Linked DNA regions of Homo sapiens: regions 2 and 3 are each linked to region 1. A link is an interaction called in ENCODE POLR2A ChIA-PET data of the cell type or tissue named here. Cell type or tissue: PC-9. All regions are shown on one strand.

The links. ChIA-PET counts read pairs that join two places held together with the same protein. Peaks named below come from ENCODE experiments on the same cell type or tissue, not always from the same donor. Only the 100,000 strongest peaks of a DNase experiment are listed, where the experiment ranks them.
Region 2: POLR2A ChIA-PET joins it to region 1 with 10 read pairs; 1 of 35 experiments calls an interaction of 5 or more read pairs at or near these places.
Region 3: POLR2A ChIA-PET joins it to region 1 with 6 read pairs; 5 of 35 experiments call an interaction of 5 or more read pairs at or near these places.

Annotation. Positions count from the first base shown.
Region 1 is chr20:49,242,964-49,250,963 of GRCh38, reverse strand. DDX27 (DEAD-box helicase 27) reads right to left here. Exons shown (of 21, transcript NM_017895.8): 20 at 7,261-7,335; 21 at 6,891-7,148. The coding sequence ends at 7,130. It overlaps ZNFX1 (zinc finger NFX1-type containing 1), which reads left to right. Exons shown (of 14, transcript NM_021035.3): 14 at 1,253-5,064. The coding sequence ends at 3,697. Among named protein-coding and RNA genes, the nearest start is that of DDX27, 28 kb to the right of the region's middle. In PC-9, CTCF peaks have their summits at 4,057 and 4,260 (motif pointing left); a DNase peak (open chromatin) is centred at 4,333.
Region 2 is chr20:48,942,144-48,950,143 of GRCh38, reverse strand. All of the region lies in intron 3 of ARFGEF2 (ARF guanine nucleotide exchange factor 2), which reads right to left. Among named protein-coding and RNA genes, the nearest start is that of ARFGEF2, 24 kb to the right of the region's middle. In PC-9, no CTCF peak of the experiment used is centred here; a DNase peak (open chromatin) is centred at 4,093; H3K4me3 peaks cover 1,351 bases; H3K27ac peaks cover 4,398 bases.
Region 3 is chr20:49,103,133-49,111,132 of GRCh38, reverse strand. No RefSeq gene overlaps it. Among named protein-coding and RNA genes, the nearest start is that of CSE1L, 61 kb to the right of the region's middle. In PC-9, no CTCF peak of the experiment used is centred here; no DNase peak of the experiment used is centred here; H3K27ac peaks cover 827 bases.

The DNA of each region.
Region 1 (8,000 bases):
GCCGAGGCGGGCGAATCACAAGGTCAAGGGATCAAGACCATCCTGGCCAACATGGTGAAATCCCATCTCTACTAAAAATACAAAAATTAGCTGGGTGCGGTGGCATGTGCCTGGCTGGGTGTGGTGGCTCATGCCTATAATCTCAGCACTTTCGGAGGCCAAGATGGGTGGATCACCTGAGGTCAGGAGTTGGAGACTAGCCTGGCCAACATGGTGAAACCCCGTCTCTACTAAAAATACAAAAATTAACTGGGCATGGTGGTGGGCGCCTGTAATCCCAGCTACTTGGGAGGCTGAGGCGAGAGGATCGCTTGAACCTGGGAAGTGGAGGTTGTGGTGAGCCAACAAGACCGTGCCACTGTACTTCAGCCTACGCAACAAGAGTGAACTCTGTCTCAAAAAAAAAAAATTGTCAGCTGAGGCCAAGAGTTCAAAACCAGGCTGGGGCACATAGCAAGACTGTCTCTTTTTTTAAAATAAATAAATAAATTCTGAGTATCAGGTTCTTCTGGACAATAAGAATAATGGCTCCTGCCATATCCCATTACTGTATGGAAGGAGGTAATGTATATAAAGCAGTCAGCACAGTGGAGTGCTCAGTAAGTTAGCTGCTCTGTCATTATCATCATCCTCCTCACAGCACTGCTTGTTCTTTCAGCTATAATGGTTGGATTGTGGATGGCTGTTTTATTTTCTATTTTTTTTGAGATGGAGTCTCACTCTGTCTGTCACCCAGGCTGGAGTGCAGTGGCATGATCTCGGCTCACTGCAATCTCTGCATCCTGGGTTCAAACTATTCTCCCATCTCAGCCTCCTGAATAGCTGGGATTATAGGCGCCCACTACCACGCCCAGCTAATTTTTGTATTTTTAGTAGAGACGGGGTTTCACCATGTGGGCCAGGCTGGTCTCAAACTCCTGACCTCAGGTGATCCACCCACCTCGGCCTCTCAAAGTGCTGGGATTACAGACGTGAGCCACTGTACCCAGCCAGCTTTTTTAAATATTAACATCAAACAAGTATCTTGAAAACTGAAAGAGACATAATCTTTTATTTTCATAACTTGCTGTGGCCCCAAAATGAAGCACACAATGACTAACTAAAGAACTAAAGATAGTGATGTTGAGTGGACAAAAAGCTTTCCAAGGTCTCTCTCTGGAGCAGAGTAAGTGGCCAGTGCATGTCAAGAGAGGAAGAAAAAAACAAGTGCCATGAGTGAACCTTTTAACATGTCACTTCTTTTCCCTGTCAGGGGGTGTCTTCCAACCTTTTCTTTGTAGAACACAACTTTCCTGAACAGGAAATCCAAGAGGGCAAAAGCCATCAGAACCAGCATGAGGCTCACTTTGTGGTAGAGCTGTGCAAGTACTTCCTGTGCCAGGAATACCTGCCTTCCCAGATCACCATCCTCACTACCTATACCGGGCAGCTCTTCTGCCTGCGCAAACTGATGCCTGCCAAGACATTTGCTGGCGTCAGGGTCCATGTTGTGGACAAATACCAAGGGGAAGAGAATGACATCATCCTCCTCTCGCTAGTGCGGAGCAACCAAGAAGGCAAGGTGGGTTTTCTGCAGATATCCAACCGCATCTGTGTGGCCTTGTCCCGAGCCAAGAAGGGAATGTACTGCATCGGAAACATGCAGATGCTGGCCAAGGTGCCCCTGTGGAGCAAGATCATTCATACACTTCGAGAGAACAATCAAATAGGCCCCATGCTCCGGCTCTGCTGCCAGAACCACCCTGAAACCCACACCTTAGTATCCAAAGCTTCTGACTTCCAAAAAGTACCCGAAGGAGGCTGCAGCCTGCCCTGCGAGTTCCGCCTGGGCTGTGGGCATGTCTGCACCCGTGCCTGCCACCCTTATGACTCTTCACACAAGGAGTTCCAATGCATGAAGCCATGCCAGAAGGTCATCTGTCAGGAAGGGCACCGGTGTCCCCTTGTTTGCTTCCAGGAGTGTCAGCCTTGTCAGGTGAAGGTGCCCAAAACCATTCCTCGGTGCGGCCATGAACAAATGGTCCCTTGTTCCGTGCCTGAGTCAGATTTCTGCTGCCAGGAGCCTTGCTCCAAGTCTCTGAGATGTGGGCACAGATGCAGCCACCCATGTGGTGAGGACTGTGTGCAGCTGTGTTCAGAAATGGTCACCATAAAACTCAAGTGTGGGCACAGTCAACCGGTAAAATGTGGTCATGTGGAAGGCCTCCTGTATGGTGGTCTGCTAGTCAAGTGTACCACAAAGTGTGGCACTATCTTGGACTGCGGGCATCCTTGCCCAGGCTCCTGCCACAGCTGCTTCGAAGGGCGTTTCCATGAACGCTGTCAGCAGCCCTGCAAGCGCCTGCTTATCTGCTCACACAAGTGCCAGGAACCATGCATTGGTGAGTGCCCACCCTGCCAGCGGACCTGTCAGAACCGCTGTGTCCACAGCCAGTGCAAGAAGAAATGTGGGGAGCTGTGTAGTCCCTGCGTGGAACCCTGTGTCTGGCGCTGCCAGCACTACCAGTGCACCAAACTCTGCTCTGAGCCCTGCAACCGACCCCCATGCTATGTGCCTTGTACTAAGCTGCTAGTTTGTGGCCACCCCTGCATTGGTCTCTGTGGGGAGCCATGCCCCAAGAAATGCCGGATCTGCCACATGGATGAGGTCACCCAAATATTCTTTGGCTTTGAGGATGAGCCTGATGCCCGCTTTGTGCAGCTGGAAGACTGCAGCCACATCTTTGAGGTGCAAGCCCTAGACCGCTACATGAATGAACAGAAGGATGATGAAGTCGCCATCAGATTGAAAGTCTGCCCTATCTGCCAGGTGCCCATCCGCAAAAACCTGAGGTATGGAACTAGCATAAAACAGCGGCTAGAAGAGATTGAAATCATCAAGGAAAAGATCCAGGGCTCAGCAGGGGAAATAGCAACCAGCCAGGAACGGCTTAAGGCCCTGCTGGAGAGGAAGAGCCTCCTCCACCAGCTGCTTCCTGAAGACTTCCTGATGTTAAAGGAGAAGCTGGCCCAGAAAAATCTGTCAGTGAAGGACCTGGGTCTGGTTGAGAATTACATCAGCTTCTATGACCACCTGGCCAGCCTGTGGGATTCCCTGAAAAAGATGCATGTCTTAGAAGAGAAAAGAGTGAGGACTCGACTAGAACAGGTCCATGAGTGGCTGGCCAAGAAGCGCTTGAGCTTCACTAGCCAGGAACTAAGTGACCTCCGAAGTGAAATCCAGAGGCTCACATACCTGGTGAACCTTCTGACCCGCTACAAGATAGCAGAGAAGAAGGTGAAAGATAGCATAGCAGTAGAGGTCTATAGTGTCCAGAATATCCTTGAGAAAACATGTAAGTTCACCCAAGAGGATGAACAACTTGTGCAGGAAAAGATGGAAGCTCTGAAAGCCACCCTTCCCTGCTCTGGCCTGGGCATCTCAGAGGAAGAGCGAGTGCAGATTGTCAGTGCCATAGGTTATCCTCGTGGTCACTGGTTCAAGTGCCGCAATGGCCATATCTATGTGATTGGCGATTGTGGGGGAGCCATGGAGAGGGGCACGTGTCCTGACTGTAAGGAAGTGATTGGTGGCACAAATCATACTCTGGAAAGAAGCAACCAGCTTGCTTCTGAAATGGATGGAGCCCAGCATGCTGCCTGGTCTGACACGGCCAACAACCTGATGAACTTTGAGGAGATCCAGGGGATGATGTAGGAAGATGGTACACCACTGCCTTTTGCCCTCGCCACTGAATGACTGGGGCCAGCTCCCTAATGAAGGAACTGAAGTTTGTTTTTTATTATCATCCTTTTTAGGCTGGGCGCAGTGGCTTACGCCTGTAATCCCAGCACTTTGGGAGGCCGAGGCAGGCGGATCACGAGGTCAGGAGTTCGAGACCAGCCTGACCAACATGGCGAAACCCCGTCTCTACTAAAAATACAAAAATTAGCTGGGCGTTATGGCGGGCGCCTGTAATCCCAGCTACTTGGGAGGCTGAGGCAGAAGAATCGCTTAAACCCAGGAGGCGGAGGTTGCAGTGAGCTGAGATCATGCCATTGCACTCCAGTCTGGGCGACAGGAGCAAGACTCTGTCTCAAAAAAAAAAAAATCATTCTTTTTAGTCTTAGCACCTACTTAAGGATCCACTTTTAGGGCTCACCCACATTTGTTTCTAGATTTACCCCTGCGCTAGAGTAAGCACTTTATCTCCAGAACTGAGAGCAAAGTTAACAAATCTCACCCCTTCTCTCCTGCAAATTAGTGGACAGACTCCCTGGAACATGTTTGGGGCTTCCACCTAGGGCCACCTAGTGGTATCTCTGGGTCTTTACTTGGTCAGATGTTTATTCTACATTGTTCCCCAGGAACAGAGTATGAGCTCATTGATGCAGACCGATTCTAATTGCCAGGCCCTAATTTGCAGACTAACTCTCATAATAAACAGAGGCCCATAGTTGTTTATGAACTGCTTATCCCTTAAAGGAGCACAAGAACCCCTCCCTGCCCTCCTTGGGCACCCTGCCTCCAGGAGATGGAGGCACGTGATAAGACAAAAGACTGCACCAACTCACCCTGACACAGTTACATAGTCACTGAGAGTGGGGAAGATGGGACAGCCCACATGCTGCATAAGATGGGCCTTATGCAGCAGGCCCAGGTCGTCATTAAGGAGTGACCCCTTTCCTGTAACCTGCACTTTGGGATGGTAGAAGTTTCTTTACCTGCTGACAGGTTTGGTGGCACTGCTGGTTACCCCTGGGCCCTGAATGGAGCTAAAATCACATTTGGTACCAGCAGCACCTATCCCAAGTGTGATCCTTCATCCCAACACTCCCTCTTGGAGCTGTTCCCTGGGTAGAGCTAGCATGCCAGCAGCTTCTGCAGGCTCCAAACCCAGGCCAGAAGCCAGACCCAGGCCTGCTGCCTGCATCTGCATTCCCTCCTTCCAGTGTTCCTTAGAACAGACATTTAGGTATCTCAGGTCCTTTCTAAGTGTCCCTTTCCTATGTATGCATTTCCTTTTTTTGTCTTTACTATGCACTTTAGCTTATAAAGCCAATTAAAAACAATGATTGAGAAAATCAGTGGTCCACGTGTATCCTCAATTTTCAGAAGCAACTCAGCCAAAGACAGTGAAGACGGGCACAGGGAAGGCACTGTCTACAGTGAGGCTGTGATTTTGTTTTTGTGATACAGGATTTTTATTTAGCTGGTGAATGAATCATTTTTACCCACGGTAAAAAGAACATTTTTTCAGCCTGTACAAAAGGGTATACCTGAAGTTTCTTTCTCCAGAGGCAAACCCTGTTAACTTCCTGAGTCCTCCCAGAGAGAACTTATGCACATGCAATACACATCCCTTAGGCCAGGCATGGTGGCTCACATCTGTAATCCCAGCACTTTGGGAGGCCACATTGGGCAGATGGCCTGAGCCCAGGAGTTCAAGACCAGCCTGGGCAACAGGGCGAAACCATCTCCACAAAAAAAAAAATACAAAAATAAGCCAGGTGTTGTTGCTTGCACTTGTAGTCCTAGCTACTCCAAAGGCTGAGGTAGGAGGATCACCTGAGCCTGGGGAGGTCGAGGTTGCAGTGAGCAGTGAAGCCACTGCACTCCAGCCTGGGCAAGAGTGAGACCCTGCTTCAAAAAAAGGAAAAGGAAAAGAAAAAGTACACAGTTCTGCACTTGGCTTTTTTAGCCTAATAACCTACTTTCTGTAAAATCCAGTAAGACAGTAGTCTGAACTGTACTCCATCACACAGTTGTGCCATCATTTTCTGAATTGGACCCTCTGTTGGTGACTTAGGTGCAGCCTGAATGAATAGCTTTGAACACACTCTTTAGTATCTAGGGTATGTGCTACTGGATAACTTATAATTTTTAAGCTGGGGGTAGGGTGGTAAGTACTCCCTGAAATTATAACAAACTATACAGTTTTCCAGGTGGGGCCCCACAGCTTTCATCTCATTCTGAGTCAGAAAAGGATGAGAACCGACGTTCTTACAGGATCAAAACTGGTTTTTGGCCAGGTACAGTGGTTCAAGCCTGTAATCCCAGCACTTTGGGAGGCTGAGGTGGTGGATCACCTGAGGTCAGGAGTTCAAGACCAGCCTGGCCAACATGGTGAAACCCTGTCTCTCCTAAAAATACAAAAATTAGCCAGGCATGGTAGCGGGCACCTGTAATCACCGGTATTTGGGAGGCTGAGGCAGGAGATTCGCTTGAACCCGGGAGGTGGAGGTTGCAATGAGCCAAGATCGTGTCATTGCACTCCAGCCTGGAGGACAAGAGACTCTGGTTTTTGCAGCAAGTAACTAATTTATGGTGTCAAGGCTCCTTCTGTCCTTTTCGGGCTTCCATTTCTCCAGCAGCATTTCCACAGCACAGCAGCAAGAGGTAAGGTGAGGGTTCAAGTAGATGTTGGTTGAAAACCTGAATTCCCAGCTGTGCAACTCTGGAAAGTTAGTCTTTCCAAGCCTCTGTTTATTGGAAAATGAGGATATCACTGCCTGCCTCACAGGAGTGCAGTGAGTTGACTGGATTCTATTCAGCACACAGAATATCTGGTGCATGGTTGGCATTCATGCTAAAGTTCTCCCCTGTTGATGTTTTAGAACTAAGAGTTATCATTTAGCTATCTTCTTCAGCTATCATTTAGCTCTTAGTTCTAGAGTATCAACAGAAGAGAACTTTTCTGTTGTTGTTGTTTTTTTTTAAGAGACAGGGTCTTGTTATGTTCCCCAGGCTAGAAGAGAACTTCTACCAAGAATTTCCTCACTCCATACCCTGTTCCTCTACAAGCATAAAGATTATGCATACCAACTGTATGTGGTGATACCAAGCTAGTAGACTGTGGGCACATTTGCCATTGAGGAAGAGATAGTAATAAGATATACACTTGGATTGGTTTCTCTTTTCCCAAAAATACTTCCATTTAATATAGTCATATGAAAGCTAATCAGCAAGAAGGGAGATTGACAGACATGCTTAGGAAAATAGCTACGTACCATACCACCACACCAAAGTGTTGTTTTTTGTTTTTGTTTTTTTTTTAAACAAATGGAGAAAAGACAGACCAGCCAGGATGACTTCCCACAGGGAAGGGATTTAAGGGCTGCCCCCATGAATTTCTTCAGGCCACGACAGCTACTTCCTCCTCTTGTATCTGTAAGAAAATCAGAGTTAAGACCAGAATGAGGATGGAGAAGCTTCTTTTCCATGAAAGGTTTTTATCTCTAATCCCAAAACCTATGCCCCTCCAAAACAGCCAGTATCACCTGGATTTAGATTTAAAGTTTCCTCCTCGTCTCTGGTGGGGCAAGCCCAACTGTTTCCTTTCTTCAAAGGAAGGGCTGTGAGAGAAGATGACATGCTGAAATGAGCAAACTGTTGAACAAATGGGTGTTGTCTCACCCCCACCCTCCCCAGCTCCTACATGAAGCAGTAGCATCTCTGGGATGCATCATTTTCAGGCCCTAAGTTCTAAGCCTTTATGTGTTTCCACCTGATAACGTGTTTCTGGAAGTCAGGGCCCAATTTTAAAACAAGGTTGGAAGAGGCCCTTCTTAGGTATATACCACTACTTGGGAAGCTTAGTCTGCCCCTGCCCCAACCTTGGGCTGGGGAAAATGGTGTGGGACAACATATTCCTAAGAGCAAGCCAGGATTCTCTGGGGTTCTGCAGGATGGAACTTGAGATGAAAGAGTTATCACTCCCCTGAAGGAAAGCTCCATTTCTGAACCCAACAATGTACTATTTCACCTCCAAGGCAGGAACAGTGCTAACTGAACACCCCTCTCCTGTTCTCACCTTGGGATCCTCAGGTGGCTCTGAGAGGGGTGGGGGGTGGAGAACAGACAGGTACCCTTGAATTTACATAGTATAAAGCTATAGGTGTGCAAAAACTGGAAATGGGGAAGGAGGCAGAAGACTCATAGCTTCCATTAGAATACCAAGGGCTCGCCGGGCACGGTGGCTCAAGCCTGTAATCCCAGCACTTTGGGAGGCTGAGGCGGG
Region 2 (8,000 bases), 300 kb after region 1:
CAACCGGGATGTCAGCATGGAGGACAGAGCTGGAAGGAACCTCAAAGGTCAGCAGCAGGATGATTTCTAAGCCTGGCTGAGAAACATAATCACCTGAGGGAGCTCACTAAAAACACAGGTTCCTGGACTCCGACCCAGACCTACTGAAGCAGAACTTCCAGGTGGAGCCCAGGAATCAGTGTTTTTCTCCAAGCTATCCACGTTATATTGATGGTTGATCAGATAAAAGAATCACTCATCTGGCACATATACATGTGAACTCTAAGGCATTCTCTGCCTCCAGTGACTTGGTGAAGACTCCTAAAACTGCTGTTCTGTTCTTTCCCCTTTTTGGCTTCTACTGGTCACATGCTTCTGCCCCCACCAGGGGGACTCAGGTTCCTGAGGTTATCTATAGAGCAGCCACCACTGTGGGAGGAAGACTGGCCGCTCTGCAAAGGTCCGACACCGTTTCTCAATGGCTTTTCCCCTTCCTTAGCTAGTGAAGTGTCACCACTCAACAAGCAGAAAGAAAAATGGATTGAGAGAGTGGCTGAGAGTAGAAATGCAATACTACTGGATGGAGTAACTGAAGGAGCAGGAGAGAGGCCTGCGTACACTCTGCTGCTCAAGTCCAACCCCCAAATCTCCAGGTGAGGGGTGTGGCCTGTGAAGGGCAAGTCCAGATGCCCTTTACCTCACCCCTCACATTGCTGCTGCAGGTGCAGGCTTCCTAGGAGGGCAGGGCTGTCTACCTGGAAAATGAGCTCTGGTTTTGACATTGCTTGTTCTTACATCTAACAGACTCAAGTCTGTTTTGTGCACTGGATTGCAAGTGGGGTGGTCTAGGAACTCCTCAAATGTGAATGCTGAAAAGTAGGCTGCAATACTGATGCCACAAAGCAGGCTGGACATGGATTACGACTTTCGCACTTTAACTAAAGTATGAAAAGGACAGAAAGTATCCTCCCCTCTCCAGACTCCTTAAGGGGCACATTACTCTTCAAATCAGAAAGGGTTTTAAGCATGACTTCCCCCCTCATCTGTGCAGTGAGACAAGGCCAGGAGAAAGGAGAGTTCCTGTATCCTGTGGATCTTTCTGGTTCTGCTTTCTCATCCTTCTTTGTGACAGACCCTGTTCTGGGCACTGGGGATACAATAGTAAGACAAACGTAATTATTTTTCTTATAGAGTCTATATTCTCCAGGGAGGTGCACCAAAGCTCAAAGTCCTAACTGGGACCTACAGGGCTGTGTGTGACTTGTAGATACTGCCCCCTATCTCCCACTATCCCCCAGGTAGATGTCCCCACCTTGTTCCTTGCTAACGCAATGAGCGGCGGGAAGACGGACAGGGAGGGAGGCCTCTAGGCAGCTGGCCCACTGACACATGAGTCAGGGCTTGCACAGGGACATTCTGCCATGGAGGGGAAGATGATGACAATATAATACACTATAACAGGCCTTTATAGGACTCACTGCATGAAGGAAAATGCTATGCGGTTGGTTTCTTGGTACAGAATAGGACATACTGTACCTCTGTACTGTAATAAACAGAGGTTAGGGTAAGTAAGCTGTATTACAAGTTATCCCACCCACATGAATGAATATATTTGGTACAAATTAAGTCTTCTACCTCACTGGTCTCTTCTGAAGTTGGTTCTATTTACTTTGCCTCAGTGATAGGAATCCAAAGAGTCACCTCTGACCAGAGAAACTGAGGCATGTCTCCAAGGAGGCTTGCACAGAGATGTTCACTATAACCCTGTGTGTGCCTCTGTACAGGGGAGCGAGAGATGGAATGGTGGCATGACACGTCATATGCCAGTCAAAAGAATGCACTAGATCCACATGGAGAGATATAGCTAGAGCCTGATAACGGTGTTGAATGTAAAAAGCTGCAGAGAAACTTGTACAAGTGATATCACTTATTGAAAAAAAAAGAGAGGAAAGAAAAGTATACACCTAAACAGGCAATTGGGTTTGGGGCTGGTGGCCCAAGGAACTTCATTTTATCTGTAAAGTTCTAAAAACCTTTTAACAGAGACTGTAGTCATGTACAACTTACATAATTAAAAATTGATTTTTCATTGTGCATTTAAAAAATCAAAAGTTTTCTGGAAATAAGAGCTAAAAGATAATGTTTATGGTATAAACAGGGCAGCTTAGATTAATGGTTTCCTACAGCCTTCACTGGGATGTAAAAAGAAAATGTTAGAATTTTATTTATATTTTTCCAATTGTCCTGTCAAAGTTGTATTTTTGTATGCTTTACAATATATGTAATTTATTTATTTATATATTTATTTTGAGATGGGGTCTCACTCTGTCACCCAGGCTGGAGTGCAGTGGCACGATCTCTGCTCATTGCAACCTCTGCCTCCCAGGCTCAAGTGATCCTCCCACCTCAGCCTCCTGAGTAGTTGGAACCACAGGCGCATGCCACTATGCCTGGCTAATTTTTTGTATTTTTAGTACAGGCACCCCATGTTGCCCAGGCTGGTCTTAAACTCCTGAGTTCAGGCAATCCACCTGCCTCGGCCTTCCAAAGTGCTGGGATTACAGGCGTGAGCTACTGCGCCTGGCCATATATATACTTTAATAACAGGAACATGTGTAAATAAAGAGGTTTTTGTAGAAATGAGGTCTCCCTATGTTGAGCTCAAACTCCTGGGCTCAAGCAATCCTTCCACCTTGGCCTCCCAAAGCACTGGGATTATAGGCGTGAACCATCATGCCCAACCCATAACTTTATTTTAATTTTTGGAGGCAGAGTCTCACTCTGTTGCCCAGGCTGGAGTGCAGTGACACAATCCTGGCTCACTGCAACCTCCATCTCCTGGGTTCAAGTGATTCTCCTGCCTCAGCCTCCCAAGTAGCTGGGATTATAGGCATGTGCTACCACACCCAGCTAATTTTTTGTATTTTTAGCAGAGATGGGGTCTCACCATGTTGCCCAAGCTGGTCTTGAACTCCTGAGCTCAGGCAATCTGCCCGTCTCGGCCTCCCAAAGTGCTGGGATTATAGGCATGAGCTACCGCACCTGGCCCTAACCTATAATTTTAAATTAAAGAAATATGAATATATTGGCAGGATATCCTCAAAAATGGTTTTATTATTCACTTGAGGCCAGGAGTTCGAGACCAGCCTGGGCAACAAAGTAAGACCCCGGTCTCTACAAAAAGTAAAAAAAATAACTAGCTGGGTGTGGCGGCACACACCTGTAGTCCCAGCTACTCGGGAGGCTGAGGTGGGAGGATTACATGAGTCCAGGAGTTTGAGGCTGCAGTGAGCTATGATCAAGCCACTGCACTCTAGTCTGGACAACAGAGTGAGACCCTGTCTCTAAAAAAAACCAAAAAAACTGGCTGGGCACAGTGGCTCACGCCTGTAATCCTAACACTTTAGGAAGCCAAGGTGGGCTTAAGCTCAGGAGTTCAGGACCAGCCTGGACAACATGGCAAAACCTTGCCTTTACAAAAAATAGAAAAATTAGCCCGTGGTCCCAGCTACTTGGGAGGCTGAGATGGGAGGATCACCTGAGCCTGGGGAAGTCGGGGTTTTCGGAAGCCTGATCACGCCACTGCACTCCAGCCTAGGTAACAGAATGAAAGGTGTTTCCTTTCTCTAAAAAATACCTATCTTTCTCTAAAAAAATAAAAAATAAAAATATATATATATATATATAAAATTGATATGTGACCAGAAAAACTTGGGGACTACTTAGTAGCTTAGACAAGACTGACCTTAACCCCCCTTACACTGAGCCCTGGCTGCGGGGAAGCGTGTAGCAGACCAAATGCTGGAGAAAGGGAAGACAGAATCTTTTTCACCTGGTAGAAGCAAGCCGCAGGGGAAGTCTCCAGGCTTCTCCCAGTGGAGAGGAAGCCTGAGCTAACTGTGCTTATGGCAAATCAATCCCAGAAGCACCTTTGCCACTCCTACTGCTGCGCCAAGCTCAAGGAATGGCAGGGCATAGCACTGATGTATCTGCAGCTGGTTTCAATTCTGCCCAAACCAAACTTTACCCCGATGCTGGCCTTCCATTTCTAAGACAGAGGTTACCTTGCCCACACTGGGAAAAGCCAGTCAAACAGGCTTGGCAAGGGCAGCCACCATGGGGAAGTACATTTTTTCCATTCAGTAGCCCAGGGAGCACCGAGCCACTTTCTCATGTCATAAAAAGGATGACTCATTTTGTATACTAAACAAAGAAATCCTAGTGTACCTATTACATCTCAGAGAATCTATTACATCTCAGAGAACTTCCATTCCTTTCTGTGTGTTTTTCCTTTTTTTAAAGAGACAGGGTCTTGCTTTGTCACTCAGGCTAGAGTTAGGTGTCACCATCACGGCTCACTGCAGCCTCAACCTCCTGGGCCCAAGCAATTCTCCTGCCTCTGCCTTCTGAGTAACTGGGACTAAAGGTGTGCACCACATGGCCCAGCTAACTTTTTATTTTTACTTTACTTTGTAGAGATGGGGTCTCAATATGTTGCCCAGGCTGTTCTCAAATACCTGGCCTCAAGTGATCCTCCTGCCTCAAAGTGCTGGGATTACAGGCGTGAGCCACTGCACCCAGCCAGAACTTCCATTCTAAAAAGAGAGATAACCATACCCCATAAGACTCAAGATTCACAGTGGGTTGAAACAAGGCAGGGTGTGTTTCCGTTTGAAATCATACTCAGATGCAAGGAGTTCCAGAAACAAACGATTTCTGTTACTAAACAGGCCAGAACCACATGGGTACAGTCAAGAGCAGGGGCCAGTTAAGAGCAGCAACCTTTTTCCATAAAGGAACACATACTAAATGTTTAGGCTCTGCGGGTCATTTGGTCTCCTTTACAGCTACTCCGCTAGGTCACAGTAGCAGGAAGGCAGCCACAGGTAATACATAAACGAATGGGCATAGCTGTTGCTACAGACTGAAAGTTTGTGTCCCCCTAAAATTTGTATGTTGAAGCCTTAAGCCTGCAATGTGATGGTATTAGGAGGCTGGGCCTTTGAGAAATAATCAGGCTTAGATGCAGTCATGAGGGTAGGTCCCTCATGACAGGATTAGTGTCCTCTAAGAAGAAACCAGAAACCTAGCTCTCTCTCCATGACACGTGAGAACACAGCTGTCTGCAGCCAGAAGGAGTGTACCCTCACCAGGAACCAAATCAGCCAGTACCTTGATCTTATACTGCCTAGCTTTCAAAACTGTAAGAAATAAATGCCTGTTGTTGAAGACATCCAGTCTATGATATTCTGTTACACCAACCCAAGCAGACTAAGACAGCTGTGTTCCAATAAAACTTTATTTGCAAAAGCAGACAGTAGGCCAGATTTGGCTCATGGGCCAAAGCTGATGACCCCTGGTTAAGAACACAGACACAGAGTCAAGAAGTCCTAGAAACCCACTGGGTGCAGTGGCTCATGTTTGTAATCCCCAAACTTTGGGAGGCCTAGGCGGGAGGATCACTTGAGCTTAGGAGTTCTAGACCAGCCTGGGCAACTTGGTGAAACCCTGTCTCTACAAAAAATATAAAAATAAAATTATCTGGGTGTGGTTGTGCAAGCCTGTGGTCCCAGCTACTTGAGAGGCTGAGGTGGGAGAATCACTTGAGCCCGGGGAGAATCACTTGACTTTGCAGTGAGCCACGATCGCGCCACTGCACTGCAGCCTACCTTGGACTAGGCTGGTCACTTCATTCCCTAAGCCTTGGTTTCCTTGATTCTAAAATGAGGACAAGAGTAAGTACCTCAGAGGGCTGTCGAGGGGACTACACACGGTACGGTGAATGAAGCACACAGGGCCCACTACAGGCTAAGAGCTCAATGCATGTCAGCCACTGTTCTTAGAACGTCAATTACATTATCAGCACTCCCTTCAAAAGAAAACCTTAACATGCGGAGAGAACAACTAAAATTCAAATTCTGCCAAATCTCCTCAGAACACGTTCACAGCAAAAAATATTTTAGGATAGAAGTAGGACTGAAGCCTGCCATTTAACAATTCTTGGCTCACTGTATGTCTCACATAGGACAATCTGTACAGAATTACACTGAATAACAAAATGGCTTTGCATTTGGAAGAGTTGTTTCCGTGAAGAAACTCTCATCAATTCTCAAGTACATGTAACAAAGAAGAGAGATTAATAGAGTAAATATTAGACCAGAGATGCCAAAAATGTGGCATGCTCACTGCCACTTTGCAGTCCTGTGCCTTGGTAGATAAAACCAATCAATCACAGTACTCTTTCTCGAGAAAGCTGTACACCTCTTCAGACACCTCTTCTACACAGCAATCAGAATACAGAATCTGGTCACCATTCCTGTTCTAGAAAGTATTGGCAAGCTGTGGATCACTTCAACATATTTTTAAATTTTATTAAACTTTATTCATTGATGTGGACTGCCCACTGAGGTCAAGAATAAATGTTCTTTGAGCCAGGTGTGGTGGCTCATGCCTATAATCCCAACTACTTGGGAGGCTGAGGCAGGAGGACTGTTTGAGCCCAGGAGTTAGAGGCTCTAGTGAGCTATTATCAAGGCACTGCACTACAGCCTGGGCAACAGAGTGAGACCCTGACTCAAAATAAACAAAAAAGAGAATAAATGTTCTTTGGGGTAATCAGAAACCTAAGGAGTAGGTCCTGAGCAAAAGTACAAGAATGGTGGGCCAGGAATTAAGAAACCCAAGTTATAGTCCTGTTTCTCGTACTACCTGTATATTACTGGACAAGTCACCTTAACTTCTCTACTCTTGCTTCTTCTTCAGTAAAAGGTAATTTATAACAAAGTTACTTGTGACTCTAAATACAGTCAGTCTTCATTATTTGCAGCTATACTTGCAAATGCACCTACTCACTAAAATTTATTTATAAGCCCAAATCAATACGTCTGGGGCTTTTTTGGTCATTTGTAGACATGCACAGAGCAGTAAAAAATTTGAAATCACTTGATGTTCATGTTCCTGAGGTCAAACAAGGCAACACTATGCCTCCTTGTTTCACTCTCCTACTGAAAACAAGTATCTTTTTAGTGGTGTAGTTAGTGCTGTGTTTTTTGCATTTTGGTGCTTTTTGTTGGTGATTTTGCTGTTTACAATGGACCCCGAGGGTGTGCTGATGTGCTTTCCAGTGTTCCTAACAGCAAGAAGGTGGTGATGTGCCTCACACAGAAATTATGTGTGTTAGATAAGCTTTGTTCAGGCATGTGTTATAGCACCGTGGCCCCTGAGTTCAATGTTAATGCATCAACAATAGATATTAGATAGTCTCTTTAAATAGAAACACATGAAGACTAAAGGCTTGCAGGAACCTAACCCTGTAGTTCCTCCAGGAACAAAGATTCAATGTTTGCTAATTCAGTATGGGAGGTGACTTTATAGCACATAACTACCAAAAACAACAGATTCAACTGTCTCTATTTCTCTACTTGATATGAATTTTAACGCCATTAAGAAAGAGGCTTTTGAGACCAGCTTGACCAAAATAGTGAAACCCCATCTGTACTAAAAATACAAAAAATTAGCCGGGCTTGGTGGCGGGTGCATGTAATCTCAGCTACTCGGGAGGCTGAGGCAGGAGAATCCCTTGAACCCGAGAAGCAGACGTTGCAGTGAGCTGAGGTCGCGCCATTGCACTCCAGTCTGGGCAACAAGAGCAAACCTCCATCTCCAAAAAAAAAAAAAAAAAAAAAAAAAAACCAAGTAAGAAAGAAAGGCTGAGCCAGGAGGTGTGGTGGCTCATGCCTATAAACCCAGCACTTTGGAAAGCCAAGGTGGTAGGACTGCTTGAGGCCAGAAGTGTAAGACCAGCCTGGGCAACATAGCAAGACTGCATCTCTACAAAATGGAAAAAATAAAAAAGAGGCTGTATAAAAATGCCTTATGTGCCCATGTGTGTCAAATATTCCAATTAATGCTAAAGGTTTCATTTAGAAAAACATACACAAGACATGAACAAATAAGATATTTCTAGGGGAAAAAATTTCTGGTTTTAAGCTAAAGAGCTCACACCTTTCTCTTTTCCCTCC
Region 3 (8,000 bases), 140 kb after region 1:
AGACCTCTCTGTAGTACACCCTCAGCCTGGGTCTGGATGATGGTGACCAGACCTAGGCAGCACTTTTGTGGCAGGAAAGCCACAGAAATGCTGCGCTCTTCTCTGTATGTCACTCCAGGGGCATACAGTTTGTTAACCTTGGTGACCCAGGCAGATTGCTCCACTGTCAGTCAGGTCACACTATGTCTCTTGGTAATCAAGGAGTATTTTGTGGGGAGGCATCCTCAAAGCACATGACCAGCCTGTTCCTCTTCAGACCTCTACCCTCCATCCTTGTCCTTCACTTACAACTTCCATGTGAATCCACCACCACTGCCCATCCATGAGCTTCCATGTCCAATGTTCCTTCTGCCGACACCCTGCCCCTGCATGGAGGCGCCTTCCCTCCCCATTGATGCAGTGTGTCAGCTAATGGACTCCTAGTCTGGGTCGCAATCCATTGCAACCATTTATTTGATGTTCAAATTACTTCAAATTTGGACATCAGAAGACCTGTCAAGGTGACTCTTGTGTCCTTTTGGCATGTTTCCATCTTAAAATTGTAAAAAATTGTGGTAAGACACATAGAAAATTTACCATCCTATTAACCACTTTTTTTTTTTTTTTTTTAAAACAGCATCCCAATCTGTCATCCAGGCTGGAGTGCAGCAGTGTGATCCTGGCTCACTGCAACCTTGCTCTCCTGGGCTTTCCTCCTACCTCAGCCTCCCGAATAGCTGAGACTACAGGTGTGCACATCCATGCCCAGCTAATTTTTTTTTGTACAGTCGAGGTCTTGCTATGTTGCCCAGACTGCTAACTACTTTTAAGTGTACAGTTTATTCATAATGTGTAGCCACCACAATCCAACTCCATAACTTTTCATTTTGTAAAACTTAAACTGTTCCCATGAAACACTAACTCCCCTCGCATGCTCCTTCCAGCCCCTGGAAACCACCACTTGTTTATGATTTTCACTCTAGGAACCTCCTATAAATGGACAGTATCTGCCCTTCTGTGGCTGGTTTATCTTACATAGCCTAATGTCCTTAAGGTTTATCCGTGTTGTAATATGTCAATTTCCCTCCTTTGTTAAGGCTGAGTAATATTCCATTGTGTGTATATATTCCACATTTTGCTTATCAATACATTGTCAGTAGGCACTTGGGGTTGGACACGGTGACTGACACCTGTAATCCCAGCACTTTGGGAGGCCGAGGCAGGTGGATTCCCTGAGATCAGGAGTTCAAGACCAGCCTGGTCAACATAGTGAAACCCCATAGCTACTAAAAATATGCAAATTAGCTGGGCATGGTGGCGCGCACCTGTAGTCCCAGCTACTCGGGAGGCTGAGGCAGGAGAATCACTTGAACCCAGGAGGTGGAGGTTGTAGTGAGCTGAGACTGTGCCACTGTACTCCAGCTTGGGCAATAGAGTGAGACTCAGTCTAAAAAAAAAAAAGCACTTGGGTTGCTTCCACATGTGAATATTGGTATACAAAATCTTTGAGACCCTGCTTTCAACTCTTTGGGGTATGTACCCAGAAGTGGAATTGCTGCATATAATTTTTTTTTTTTTTGAGATGGAGTCTCCCTTTGCTGCCCAGGCTGGAGTCAGTGGCACGATCTCGGTTCACTGCAACCTCTGCCTCCCAGGGTCAAGTGATTCTCCTGCCTCAGCCTCCCGAGTACCTGGGATTACGGGGGCCCACCACTACACCTGGCTAATTTTTGTATTTTTAGTAGAGACGGGGGTTTACCATGTTGGCCAGGCTGGTCTTGAACTCCGGACCTCAAGTGATCTGCCCGCCTTGGCCTCCCAAAGTGTTGGGATTACAGGCGTGAGCCACTGCGTCTGACCTATTATTTTTAACATATTGAGGAACTGCCAGTTTCCCACTGCAGCCATCACTTTCCAACAGTGCATGATGGTTCCAGTTTCTCCACATTGTCGCCAATGTTTATTGTTTCGTTAAATAGTAGCTGTCCTAGTGGATATGAGGTGGTATCTCATGGGGGTTTTGGTTTGCATTTCCCTAACGATGTTGAACATCTTTTCGTATTTATTGGCCATTTGTCTATCTTCTTTGGATAAATGTCTGTCCAAGTCTTGCCCATTTTTTTTGAATCATGTTGCTTGTTGTTGAATTTTAGGAGTATTGTGTGTATTCTGGATATTAATCCCTTAACAGATGTGACTTGCAGTTTTTTTCTTCCCATTCTGTGAGTTGTTTTTTCATTCTGCAAAAGCTTTTTGCAGAAAAGCTTTTGATGCAAAAAAGGTTTTAATTTTGATGAAGTCTAGTTTGTCTATTACTTTCTTTTGTTGCCTGTTTCTGGTGTCATACTTAAGAAAACATTGCTAAGTCCAACTCATGAAGATTTGCGGATTTGCCTCATGTTTTAGTTTTAGTCTTAGATTTAGGTCTTTCATCCATTTTAAGCTAATTTTGTGTATGGTGTTAGGTAAGGGTCCAGCTTCATTCCTTGGCAAGTGCACACTGTTTTCCCAACAGTATTTGTGAAAAGACTGTCCCTCCCCCATTGAATGGTCTTGGCACCCTTGTCAAAAATTACATGGAAGGACTTCTGGATTCTCTTCCTTTGGGGGGGGGGGGGGTGTGTGTGTGTGTGTGTGTGTGTGTGTGTGTGTGTGTGTGTGTGTGTATATATATATATATATATTTTTTTTTTTTTTTTTTTTTTTTTTTTTGAGACGGAGTCTCGCTCTGTCGCCCAGGCCGGACTGCGGACTGCAGTGGCGCAATCTCGGCTCACTGCAAGCTCCGCTTCCCGGGTTCACGCCATTCTCCTGCCTCAGCCTCCCGAGTAGCTGGGACTACAGGCGCCCGCCACCGCGCCCGCCACCGCGCCCGGCTAATTTTTTGTATTTTTAGTAGAGACGGGGTTTCACCTTGTTAGCCAGGATGGTCTCGATCTCCTGACCTCATGATCCACCCGCCTCGGTCTCCCAAAGTGCTGGGATTACAGGCGTGAGCCACCGCGCCTGGCCTTTTTTTTTTTTTGAGACAGGGTCTTACTCTGTTGCCCAGACTGGAGTGCAGTGGTGCAGTCTTGGCTCACAGCCTACCAGGTAGCTGGGACTATAGGCGTGTGTCACCATGTCACCATGCCTGGCTGATTTTTTCTTTTTTTTTTTGTAGAGACAAGGTTTTACCAAGTTGCTCAGGCTGGTCTTGAACTCCTGGGCTCAAGTGATCCTCCCACCTCAGCCTCCAAAGTGCTGGGATTACAGGCGTGAACCACCGCAACCAGCCTCCTATATGTCTGTTGTTGTGCTGGTACCACACTGATTTGATTACTGTAGTAAATTTTGAAATCTTAACCTATGAGTCCTTCAGCTAAGTTTTCAAGATTGTTTTTGGTTATTCAGGGTCCCTTAGGATTCCTTATAAATTTTAGGATGGGCTTTTCTATGTCCACAAAAACTGTCATTTGTCCCCATCATTTTTTGAAGACTAACTTGACACATTGAGATATTTGGGGTTCATCTTGTTCTTTTCCTTCCCCTAGTCCTGATTCAGCCTTTTTTTTTTTTTTTTCTGAGATGGAGTCTCACTCTGTCGCCCAGGCTGGAGTGCAGTGGCACCATCTCAGCTCACTGCAACCTCCGCCTCGTGGGTTCAAGCGATTCTCCTGCCTCAGCCTCCCAAGTAGCTGGGACTACAGGTGTGCACACCACATCTGGCTAATTTTTGTATTTATGTTTAGTAGAGATGGGGTTTCACCATATTGGCCAGGCTGGTCTTGAACTTCTCACCTTATGATCCGCCCGCCTCAGCCCCCCAAAGTGCTGAGATTACAGGCGTGACCCACCACGCCTAGCCTGATTCAGCCATTTTCCTAAGGAGCCCTGGTTCCCTCTACTAGAAGACAGCATTTAGAAACCAAGATCTGAATGCTCTGAGGGCTTACTGCTACTGGGGTGTTATTGTTTCTAGACCTCTGTAGCGGACAGGAAATCTATGTGTATATATATCTATACACATCTATCTGTATGCATTTGTATACTCAGTGTTCTTTGTAGCCTTCTCCTCTATGTTCTCAGTGCATTCTCCAACACTGAGATTGTCTCTCTCTTGGATCCTACAGTAGATAAGCTTGGGACTCAGTCGGTTCCCACATTGGCATTGTTTTTTTTTTTCAAAAAGTGGGTGGTGACTGCATTGTCATGACTTTGTCCTCATGGTCATTAAAGGGAAAACTTAACGGGTAATGGTTATTTCCTCATAGCTGTCTTGAGTTTGTTGTTCTTGTCTCATCCTCCCCATTATTTTTTTCCTGAAGTATCTTAATGCTAATCCTAGACTAAAACATTCACCTGTAAGTATTTTCACCCATAGCTGGGTGTTTTTCTGGGTTTTCAGGCCTTCTTAAGCCAGAGTAATGTGGATAGGTCTTACAAACAAGTATCACTTCTGAATCTAGTTTACTGAGCTGTTTTTTTAAGTGGCTTTGTTGGGTGAATGCTCAGTGATGGACACCATAGTCTGGATCCCTCCTGTTAGGAGGGCGCCTGGGATTGGTATGATCGACAGGAAAACATATTGGCCTTTCCCAAAAGCGTGATGTTGCTGCTTGCTTTATAGGGATCAGTGTGAGTTCAGTAGAATAGGATCATCCCAGGAAGCAAACCTGAGGCCCGAGAGGTCTGGCTTTGTTTGCACATAACATGTCAGAAGCATCCACTGGCTGGGCATGGTGGCTCATCCCTGTATTCCCAGCCTTTTGGGAAGCCACGGTGAGTGGACTGCTTGAGCCCGGGAGTTTGAAACCAGCCTGAGCAACATAGAGACCCCCATCTCTACAAAACAAAAAAAAAACAGAAAACTAGCCCGGCATGGCACCATGGTGGTACCATGGGCTTGTAGTCCTAGCTACTTGGGAGGCTGATGTGGAAGAATCACTTGAGCCCGAGGTCAAGGCTGCAGTGAGCTGAGATCACGCTACTGCAACTATAGCCTAGGTGTTGGAGACTCAGCCTCAATAAAAAGCAGCAGTATTTATCACTACTTCTGGTTTAAGGGCTTAAATGCCTGTGTGCTCTTAAAAACAAAAAACTTACTTGAAATTCCAAATCAATAAATACTGGATTTGTCAAGCACTTAATCAGAGCAGGATTAGCAGAGGGAAGAGTGGAGGAGTTGGCCAATGTTCTTAAATAGGGCTTTTAAAGAGATACATTGTTTTAAGAAGCAATGGCTAACTCAAAGATAGGAGGTGGGAGTTTGTTAATGGGCAGCATAGCCATCTTCTTGGATTTTTTGTAAACCTTTCCTGTGGTGCTGAGTTCGTGGAACTTGTTACTTTGTGTACTGTACTGATGTGTTTAATGTCTGTATACAAAGCATGTAAGGACAGCATGTGCATGTGAAACTAGTCTGTAGGACATTCTCCTCAGACTTCTTTGTAATTTAAATGGCATCCCAATTTTCATTAGTGAAAACTGTAGGAGATGTGTACAGCTTTATTATGTGCTTCTAACCTAAGTTTAATATTTAAAAAATGCATTCATCTGGCCGGGTAAAGTGGCTCAGCTGCAGTCAGGAGTTCAAGACCACCAGCCTGGCCAACATGATGGAACCCCGTCTCTACTAAAAATTAGCCGGGCGTGGTGGTGGGCACCTGTAATCCCAGCTACTGGGGAGGCTGAGGTTGCAGCGAACCGAGACTGCACCATGGCACTCCAGCCTGGGTGACAAGAGCGAAACTCTGTCTCAAAAACAACAACAAAACCGTTCATCCACACATTCTTTTACATTCACTGAAACCTACAAACATCAGGTCTGCAATGACAACAGTAAAGCAGTCTATGTATAGTAGCAATTTTGTTTTGCTTTTTGAGACCGAGTTTCAGTCTTGTCCCCCAGGCTGGAGTGCAATGGCACAATCTCAGCTCACTACAACCTCCACCTCCCAGGTTCAAGTGATTCTCTTGCCTCATCCTGAGTAGCTGTGATTACAGGTGCGTGCCCTCACACCAGGCTCATTTTGTATTTTTAGTAGAGACAGGGTTGCACCATGTTGGCCAGACTGGTCTCGAACTCCTGGCCTCAGGTAACCCACCTGCCTTGGCCTCCCAAAGTGCGGGATTATAGGTGTGAGCCACCATGCCCAGCCAGTAATTTTTAAAATTATTTTTTGTTTGGGGTTTTTTGGAGACAGGGTCCCCCTGTCACCCAGGCTCAGACCAGTGTGATCATGGCTGACTGCAGCCTTGACTTCCCAGGCTCAGGCTGATCTTCCTGCCTCAGCCTACTGAATAGCTGGGACTACAGGTATGTGCCATTATGCCCAGCTAATTACAAAAATTTTTTTTGTAGAGATGTGGTCTCACTGTGTACCCAGGCTGGTCTCAAACTTGAGGTCAAGCAATCCTCCCACTTTTGGCTCCCAGAGTGCTGGGAGGCATGGGTCACCATGCCTGGCCTAAGATGGTTTTTTAATTTAAAAGTAGATTATGAAAAATTTGGAAGTTGCCCACAAGCCCTGTATCCAATCATAAATCTTAGTGTGTCTTCCACCCTTTCCCAGGCAGCTCTACCACGACCTTACCTACAGTGCACACACAATGGCTCTTTCAGTTGTCAAGCGAGCTTTGAGGTGTGCCTGGAGCTTTGATTTTGCTTGGTCTCCAGAGCTTGATGGGGCACAGGCAGGATCAGGTGACAGCCCCTCCTCTTCAGAGCTGGGCTGCTCCAGTCTGGCTAGTGATTGTTCCCACTCCTTAGACTGCAGTAGCGGCCTCACTAGGAATCTCCTCCTGACCCTGGATGGATTAGCAGGCAGCTGATGCCCCTTTGGAATAAGGATCTCTACTAAGGGTCTGTCAGCATCCTGTGCGTCACTTCTTCAGACTCTGTTCTTTGTAGTAGTTGCCTTTTTGAGTCTATTTGTTATGGCTGCCAAAAGACCTCCCAAGGCAGATGGCCTGAGATTCTCTGTAGTTTGGAAGTCGCTTGGCCCTTTTGCTGTGCAAACCTCTGACTGGTGTCTGTTCTGTACGCAGAGTGTATGTGCACCTGGTGGGTGGCTGAAAATGTGCTGGCAACTTTGTAATGTGTGCCTGAAAATTCTGAGTCTTAGTAAGTTTCTTTCCTGGTTCCTTGGATTTATGAACAAGTACAATGTAAACACCGTTCAAGGCTGAATCAAACTTCAGCTAAGAAAACTGGAAATGCTCAGAACTTCTGCAGCCCAGGGGCCACATTATTTTTGGCCCAGCGAGGCCCATAGCTCCCGGGGTGATGATGCTCAGCCCCATGGGCCCTAATTACCACAGCTCATCTTTTTTCTGCCACCTCTTGCACAAAAGTAAAGCTGTTAATTTCACATCTTTAAAATGTGGTCCCTTCCAATTTTTGTGGTCATGAAGCTTTAGACCACTGTTCTCAAACCTGATCTTCACAATTTTTGCTACCGTCTATGTCTTACTTACTTTTACTTAGCTTTATCCTAAGTCATGGCTCACCAAATTGAACATGCATCCCATCACCTGGATGGGTTGTTAAAAGGTTGCTGGGTCTCATTCCCAGAGTTTTTGATGAAGTAGTTTCTACTAAGCACTTAGGTGCTAAGTGATGTTGACGGTACTTTAAGAACCACTGTCCTAAGCAATATCACCCATGAATTCCTAGTGACTTTTTTCTAGTACAAAATATACAGCCATAAATGACTGCGGTTCCTCTGACAGCACTCCAAATCTTGTGAATCCTGGTGGGAACTGCTGCCTCAGGGGAAGTGCAGGGTGACTTTGGCCTGATGTGCCTCAGCTGGCTCTGGAGCACCTCTGGCCCATCCCGTGGCCAAATCCATCCTTTAGTTTCCTAAGCACTCAGTTCCTAAGCACAGTGGGGAGGGCCAGGTGTTCCCATGGCTGGGGTTTGGAAGGGCCAACCTGTGGCAGTTGGCTTAGGTTGCTGCTTCCTCCTGACTGGCCAGGATGCTGTGCAGGCACCACTTTAGAGACGTCTTCCCTGGTTCCCGCCTGAGATCGATAAA